3 separate regions of the Homo sapiens genome follow, and all the other regions are linked to region 1. Evidence: chromatin contacts called from ENCODE Hi-C or POLR2A ChIA-PET data. All regions are on one chromosome and are shown on one strand. Each heading gives the region's core, a stretch centred on a gene start or an enhancer-like site at or near the end of the contact. The rest is flanking DNA. Distances are from core to core; before and after follow the strand shown. Region 1 overlaps LRRFIP1 (LRR binding FLII interacting protein 1). Region 2 overlaps HDAC4 (histone deacetylase 4). Region 3 has its middle 24 kb from the start of ACKR3.

What was found. Hi-C counts contacts between places; a loop is a spot of excess contacts on that map. ChIA-PET counts read pairs that join two places held with the same protein, here RNA polymerase II (POLR2A). Pooled maps may share reads with other maps.
Region 2: a loop to region 1 is called in a map with no recorded cell type, with 5 times the contacts of the local background. The contact joins two enhancer-like sites. A Hi-C loop is called at or near these places in 1 of 37 single-sample maps with no recorded cell type and 4 of 50 pooled maps. POLR2A ChIA-PET finds 5 or more read pairs at or near these places in 1 of 52 experiments (activated T-cell).
Region 3: a map of GM12878 shows a loop between it and region 1 (4-fold over the local background). The contact joins two enhancer-like sites. A Hi-C loop is called at or near these places in 2 of 168 maps with a recorded cell type or tissue (GM12878 and naive thymus-derived CD4-positive, alpha-beta T cell), 22 of 37 single-sample maps with no recorded cell type and 11 of 50 pooled maps.

Annotation. Positions count from the first base shown.
Region 1 is chr2:237,693,988-237,696,571 of GRCh38, reverse strand. All of the region lies in intron 1 of LRRFIP1 (LRR binding FLII interacting protein 1), which reads right to left. Among named protein-coding and RNA genes, the nearest start is that of LRRFIP1, 68 kb to the right of the region's middle. RefSeq lists an enhancer at 1,811-1,990. Within about 2 kb of position 1,276, at least 23 of the 41 ENCODE cell types and tissues checked have a DNase peak (open chromatin) inside an H3K27ac peak, as active enhancers do; they include GM12878, where a contact is called at or near this core.
Region 2 is chr2:239,263,346-239,265,929 of GRCh38, reverse strand. All of the region lies in intron 2 of HDAC4 (histone deacetylase 4), which reads left to right. Among named protein-coding and RNA genes, the nearest start is that of MIR4269, 41 kb to the left of the region's middle. RefSeq lists enhancers at 630-729, 1,160-1,827. Within about 2 kb of position 1,294, at least 16 of the 41 ENCODE cell types and tissues checked have a DNase peak (open chromatin) inside an H3K27ac peak, as active enhancers do.
Region 3 is chr2:236,544,670-236,547,253 of GRCh38, reverse strand. It overlaps a transcript of ACKR3 not described here. Among named protein-coding and RNA genes, the nearest start is that of ACKR3, 24 kb to the left of the region's middle. RefSeq lists enhancers at 832-881, 2,002-2,131. Within about 2 kb of position 1,298, at least 7 of the 41 ENCODE cell types and tissues checked have a DNase peak (open chromatin) inside an H3K27ac peak, as active enhancers do; they include GM12878, where a contact is called at or near this core.

The DNA of each region.
Region 1 (2,584 bases), core at 27-2,526:
TACAGCAAGGGTTAGAGAAGACCTTCACATAAAACACCAGGTGGGCGCAGCAGGGGTTTGGTAAATATTAGCTACTTTCACTACTTAGTGTCTTCTTTGACAGCTACTGACCTAAGAGTATAAATCCGGTTCAGAGAAGTTTAGAAGCACGATGAGAAGACAAGCATGCTAAGGCACCCACCTAGCAGAGAAGCAGGAAAAACTGGGGAAACTTCAGAGGAGGGGGACAGAGGTTCTCAACCCACAGGGAAAGCCCACTCCTTTCCCTAGGAAAATCACACAGCCACGTGCCACATACAGTAAAAAAGACAGAAGGATCACAGGTGGCGTTGCTTTGATCATCTTCATTACACAAATAAATGAAACATTTTGGTTAAAATTAAGAGTAAATCTTCATTATAGTGATTTAAGATAAATTACTTCTCTACTACAAAGTAGTTATACTTTAGATTCAAGGGAAAACTACTTACCTAGTTTTAAAGTTGTAAAGTTACAATCCCAAGGAGAAACCACTGGAAACACTGGCCCTTTCCAAAATGAATGAATGAGTCTCGGAATACATATAATTTCTGTTGCCAGGTGTGTGTGTGTTTTGGTTTATTGTTTTGGAATCTGGCCTGGGGCAGGGGGATTATACTACTGGTCTATAATCAAATACATGGCAATTTTGAATGATTAAATCTTGCATGTAGTCAAAATATTTAATTTGGGAGAAAGAAACGAATTTACTTAATTTTATCTAGGTAGTCTGAATAATAAAAGTTCTAGTAAGTCCATTCCATGAAAACAAGCTTCTTTATTTAAAAAAAAAAAACAAAAAACAAATTTGGGCGGCCTCCAGTAATAACAGTGAGGTAATAAAAATCCTCTTCTCCTGTCCCATGTCTAACACGTAGTGAGATGTAATGGACTTACTGATTGGTGAAGAGGTTGGTAATCTAAACATTATGGCCTCTGGGGCTTCAAGATCACTCCTTTAAATACGAGCAGATATTCTGGAAGCACTGGCATATGAGTAACCAGTCATAAACAATTCCTTTGCTGAGTCACACAGCCTGATTTTTCGGGGATAAGAAGTTCCTCTTGGACATTGCCTTTTGAGGACCAAACATGCTGCACCAACATTTAGTCTCACAATTCTGTAGGGATTGGATAAGAATCTCACTATAATCAGGTAACTCTCCAATCAACTTCGCTGAAACACCGTTCTGCAACTATAAATAACTTGATTTCCTGTGCTCAGCATAAGTGGCAGTTGAGACTGCAGGGTTTTTTGAAATTTGCTAAGGAGGCTTCCGCTGTGGGATATTAACTCAGGCTGAACAGAAACTGACTCTTAAAGAAAAAGGGAAATTTAGTCTCCATCTTTGCCCCAGTAGGACACTCTCAATACTACTAGAAAAGACCTACCTTACTATATTTATGTCTTACCTGCCCGGGGAAATGACATGCCTAAAACACACACCATATGATTCCACGCTCCACCATCTCAGACTGAGCTAGAGCAGGGCCAGCCCGCCTCGTGCCAACTGATTCATCCCCATATTGGTCAAGACTCCACTCTCCCACACCTGGGGACCCTGGCCCAGGTACCTATAATGAGATGGGACTTGGGAGACTGTGTGTCCACGCTCTCCCCTAACAGCCCTTTCTTGGGACAGTGCTGGTCATTTAGAAGGGCTGAATGCTAATCAGTATGTGGAAAGAGAGCGGGGTGACACAAGCCATCGCAAACACAGGGAAGTTACAAAAGCTGCAGAAATGCACAGTGTCTCCACTGTCCGCATCGGACCCTCTCCTACAGCTCCAGGGCTGGTGCCCACTTGCTGAAGAAGCCCAGGCTCCCACTCAGATCCTGCTTTTGTCTTCTAGTTGAGGTGGAGCTTGCCAAATCTACTTCCTCTGACCAACCCGGCTCTCCTCTGCATGGGTGCGGCCCCCAGTCCCTCCTTTCCGCAGGAGACCCATCCCTGAACCCACGGACACAATGCAGAGCAAGAACTGGCACAAACCAGTGTGAAACACCCACAACCACTTTCCTGTGCCTATACCCAGCCCATGGCCCAGGGCAGCCGCTGGGTGACGCCCTACCCCCCACCCATGATGACCCCCAATTCCCATCACCACTCAGCACATTTCCTTCCCTACCTGAACATTAGCCTCTTAACAGGAACTGCATTTTGCTTTTGTTCACCATGTCTCACTCTGATACAGTTTTTGCTACCATTTACCAAGAAAAGCTCCTACAGGTTCACAACTTCTCTCTGAAAACCCTTGGGGCCATGATTCAGAATTCAGCATTTTTGGACATTAGAAACGTAGTAAGATGCATACACCATATATTCTGGTACAACCCAGAGTAGCAGCCCTTAATCAAAGACATCAACAAGACTGCAGAGAAACGTAAGAAAATTCACACTCAGAGGGATCAGTGAAGACCAAAACTAGCCCCCCATTGGACAGGGCAAGTCTCACTGCCAAAATTCTGCCACAAACTTATAAAAACAAAACAAAACACAAACCTTCCGGTCTTCAAAGCTTATTGGGTTCTGGAACTGGGGGTGAGGGACAGTGGGCCTGGGCT
Region 2 (2,584 bases), core at 45-2,544, 1.6 Mb before region 1:
CCAGGCCCAGGAGGTCAGTACTCCAGCCTGATCGGGGCACTGCCCACTCAGCACCAGCCAGCCCATGGCATGGTTCCCGCATTCCCATTCACCCCCAGGACCTAGCAGAATGCTTGAGCTCATGCATAACCTTAAAATGGTGTTTGGAAGTTCCAAGAAGCCTGGTGTCTCTGACACTGTTGTTTGGGATCCTGCAGAGCTGGCTGACCTTGAGCCTGCACCCAGCCTGGTGGCTGTGTCTTTGTGGGGTGCCTGTGTTGGTGCCGGCGCTGTGGCCTGGTGAGCATTGGCATCACCTCGTGTTCCTGCTCTGTCCTTTGTGCCTCAAGGCTCTGCGGAGCAGGAGAGTCAGGGGCAAAGGGAGGGCCTGGGTTCCCGCCCCACCGCACCTCCCCCCAGGAGGGCTCTTCACCTGTCCCACATGCAGTGCCCAGAAAGCACAGAGGGGTGGTGCTGGGAGGCCACTAACAGTGGGGTTTTTCTTTGATTTTGGAAGTGCTGTTTCTGAGTGGGAGGCCTTGGCTTCTCTGGAGGAGTGATTTATTTTGAAACCACACCCATTGCTGGGCTAAGATTGACTTCCTGATACGAAAGTCTGTGGCGGTGTTTGCTGAGAAGTCACACGTTTGAAGGGGAGGGTTTTATGACTTCATCTGTGATGCCTCTGGAGTACTGTCAGAGGCTGTGATTTTTCCTGAGTGTGCTGGACCCATCCTGGGGTTGGCACACATGTGGGAGCCCTGCTTGTCACTTGGGGGTTAAGGGTGACCTGGAGCAGCAAGTCCTCCCCTGGGGCGGGTTCACAGTGGTTCAAGGGAGGTGGGAGAGCCCCAGGGCTGGCCCCTGGCTCTTTGGCCCCCATCCCCCACTCTCCAGCCCCTGTCAGGCTCTGCACCCCTGTCCACTTCAGCCCGCATTGGGCCTGCCCTGCTCTGCAGGGGGAGGGGCAGGAGAGTCCATCTTCAGGGTTCTCTGAAGCTGGACAGTTCTGAGAGGCAGCTTCCAGCTCATGGAAAAAAGAAAGCCCATTGCCACACCTCCAGCAGCATATGGGGGCCTTCAGGTCCCCGGAACACCGAGTAGGAAGGAAGGGGCAGGACCCTCCGACGGGGCAGCAGTGGGCCAGGTGTCCCCCCTGCACAGTGTTTACACCCTGGGACCTGCCGCAAGGCATGGCTTTCAGAAGAGCCTCCCCCCAAGAAATGCTGCAGACAGGACGGGGCTTCTAGAGACCTTGGCTTCTACCCAGGAAGGCTGATCTATTCTTCGACTGTTGCATCAGCTTCCTCAACCTCTGCAGGTTCAGGCTGCGAGCCCTAGGGAGCATCACTCAAAGCACCCTGTTGGCCACTTAGGATCAGGAGGGCCTCGGCTCACCCAAGCCATCTCCCTCTGGTCGCATGTGGTTGGCTGTCCTGTCAGAGCCGTGGGCAGCCACACTTCTTTTTCCAAGATAAACCGCTGCATCTGCCCAGCGACCTTCATGTGTAGTCTTACATTAGCACATTCTTAACAGACATTTAGAAACCAACCAAACAAAATCCAGTTTCCTGCCCCCACGGTCTTTCGCTCTTTTGCCACACTCACAAATGTGAGCTGCATTTGGAAATGCCTGTGCTTCCATTTGCAAACCGAAGCTGAATGGAACCTGGCAGGCGCATCTGCTCCTCCGCAGTGGAGGCTGGGGCGGCCCGAGCAGAAAGAGGTGAAGCCTGTGCCTGCTGGGAGTCCCCGAGCGGCAGGAACTCCGGTGTCTGGGATGGCCTTTGGGGTGTGACCTTAGGCTGAGGCCAGAGCCCGTCTCCCCACGAGCTCCCCGCCTGGCCTGGGAAAGTCAGCCCCCTCCTTTCCAGGGCTGTGTCTTCCCCCTTTTGTTTTCAGTCATTGAGCCCCCGCTCGAGGATGGCCCCCACCCCAAAGGTCCTGTGTGCCCTGAGTAAGCCACTGGCTCTCAGAGGTGCCCACGTACCCTTCCTTTCAGACTGAGGGGAGCAGTGGCCAGACAGGGCTCTGCCTTCACGGAGCTTCCCCTCTGCAGAGAAGGGGCAGAGTGGCGTCACTGGGCAGCCAGCTTAGATCGAGCAGCAGGAGGCGAGGCTCAGCCGAGTCGGACAGCTGGGGCCAGGCAGGCGGCTTGCTCTGCATGCCCAGGACAGCAGCACTGGGCTCTGTCCCCCCGTCGGTGCCCCCGTGTCTCTCAGGAACCCCTTCAGATGTGGTTAACACCTCCAACTTGGAGGCCTTTCCTGACTGTCCTGACCCTGTTTATTCTTCTCTCCCGTGTCCTTCTAGAACATACTCTCAGGCAAGGCATGAAGATGCTGCTGTGTGTAGAGCCTCACTTCCCTGCCCTTGCCCCTGTCCTTGACAGCAGCTCCGTGCGGGCCTAGCAATACCCGTTGGGCATCAGTGCCAAGAGCTGCCCTGCCTGGGGGTTCCTGGTGGTGTAGACGTGGACGCCTCCACACCTGTGCAGTGAGGCCCATGGGGCAGCTCCGAGGGGGAAGCTGTTCACCTGCTGCCTGTTGTGAAGAGAAGGGGTGATCTCCAGGCAGGGGACTGGGCGGGCTTCGGGGCGGCTGAT
Region 3 (2,584 bases), core at 49-2,548, 1.1 Mb after region 1:
GAATAATATTTGTAAACAGTCATTAGCTCTCTATAAAGAGGCTCTGGGCAACTTTTATTTCCTTCTTCACACTGTACTAGGTTTTCTGCAGTTTCTAGAATCATTATTGCTGAGGTCTCACAACCACCTGTCATCATGACAATGTGTGTCTATGGACAGGGGTGATGGATGCCATCTAAGACAGGTGGAATAAGAAGTCTCCACCAACCTCCAACTCTCTGACTCTAGAGTCAATGCTGCTGAAGCCCGACAAGAGAGGATGTACTGTTCAGGGGAAGACAAAAGTCACAGGGCCAATGCTGCATTGATTTACAGTGGGAACAACCACCTCCAAGGCCAGCCCCTTTCTCTCCCTGTAGGCAGCTCTTAGAGAGAAGCCAAAACATAGTGAGAACATGCTTTCACTGGGGTGGATTCAGAGCAAAGGAAGTGGGCTAAGTGAGCCTCCTGCATAACGGTCACAGGAAACACAGCCTCCTTGCCCTTCCTGCCAGTGGGCTGGGTCGCCCAGTCCCCTGAACGAGGCTCCCCATCCCCAGGCAGGGTCTGGATGGCACTGCCCACATCTGTTTGCCTCTGGTGCTCTGCGCACTCTCTGCTGCCCAGGTTCTCCAACCCTCTCTTCCTGTAGTGAGTAAAGCTTCAGGCAGGAGGGTGGTCACGTCTGGCAGGCCTGAGCGCCCTCTCCACGGTGACTGGCTGTCTGCTCATCTTTGGATGTTACAATTTAAATCTCAGAGCACACTCTGATACCTGTAAATTTAATTTATCATTATAACCACCAAAAACTGACAACAAATTTTATTAAATTTATAGTGGAAAAGTATCTATGTAGTAAAAATCACAATGTGAACTAGCCCTGCCCTTGTGGAGAGAGATGGACTCAGAGAGACAGAGGGGGAACTTCATTGATCACTGAAGTCAAGAGGTGTGTGTCAGTGAGTGGGCCCTGAGAAGCCGTCCTTCCAGAAGGAGGCCTCAAAGAGGTCCTTTTCCCCCAGGGGCACACCTGTCATCAAAGTACCCATTGTGCCTACAACGATGTAAAAAATCATCTTCCTATCACAAATTCAACAAACTTAGCTAATTATCTAGCTTCTCCTGGGACCAAGAATCGTTAGAAAGAAAATTCTGGTACGGGAGCAAAACATCGCATCGTTGGTGCTTCACAACTCACAAAACGTGGTCCTGTATTTTCTCCAGGAATACATGCAATGAGTCTCTGAAAAGGAAGCAAAACTTACAGTGGTGAAACGTGGCCCCTCCTTTGTAGTCGTGCTGAGAAACAGAGAACAGCTGTCCACAACTTCATTTCCTTTCTCGCAGACTTTAAAGTTGGGGCTTTTCAATTCTCATTACGCCGTATGTTTTCGGTGTGTGAAATTCAACAATGATACACTAAACCAGGCAAATAATTTAATAAATAAACATGACTTCTCTTTCTAATAATATAAATTTATTTGGCTTGGAAAACACAGTGAGCTCTCCCCATAAGAACTGTAAAGTATATTCCCAGGGGTTTTATTTTACATCCCCAGATAGAAGAGATTCCGTGTCATATACCATGAAATCGTAGTGTTTCATAACCAAGTTGTAAAGTGCAGCACTGAAAGTTGATTTTGTCCGTCTGCCACACTTTTATTGACGATTTGATACACTCATTCTTCCCCGGAGCCCTAATATTTTGTGCACTCTTCTTGCCATACCTTGAACATCATCGTCTAAACATTGATTGGCTGCCTGTGGCACTCTGGCTCCCAGATCCTGGGGTGTAGCATGTGTCTTTCCTACAGACATCTGCACAAATGCGGAAGAAATGTCAAATAGAAACCCTGAGTTTCTACGTGATGTGACTTTGAGACGGTAAATGAAGCGGAAAGCCTGGGTGTTGTCTTCTTAGGCAGGGTGACAGAAGGAGGGCTCTGGATCCCAGCAGAGGGGGCATTTCAGACCCGTGAGTGAGCCCACCAGGCACGAACTCTCAAACTCCCTTGGGCGACAGAGCCCCTGGAAGTCAGGGCGTTTGTCTCACATCCTTCAGTTGCTAGAAACAGAAGCCCTCCCAGCCACATGGAAGCTTCTAAAGATGACGAAGGCACAGAAAGGACCCGGGGTGTCCCACAGAATCCAAGGGCAGTGAAGGCGAATACCCTGAGTGACTATAGTGAACAAGCATGCCCGGCAGCCCCAAGATATCAGGCTCCTTGGGGGCCATGTGTCTTCCCCACCTCTGCTCTGCCCTGGTTGCCAGCCACCACCTGTGGACCAGAGTTCTCCTCTTTGGAGTGAAAACTAGTGGCCTGAGTTTTCTACAAATATATCCAAGTGTCCCCAATTAAAAGCAAACCAACAAACTCCATATTCTGTCTTCTATATTATGTTATACTTTCTAAGATTCTAAAACAATTGCCTGCACTCCGTGTCTCTACTTTCTCCCAAATCTAGCCCACATCTCTCTCCCAAGCACAAAACCTGGTACCTCGAATTCCTGGTCTGAGCCAGTCATTATCCCCCTGACCCCACTTTTCCTTTTATTCCCTCAGCTCGGTTACAAGACCACCATCCATCCAGGGGCTCAGCCCAG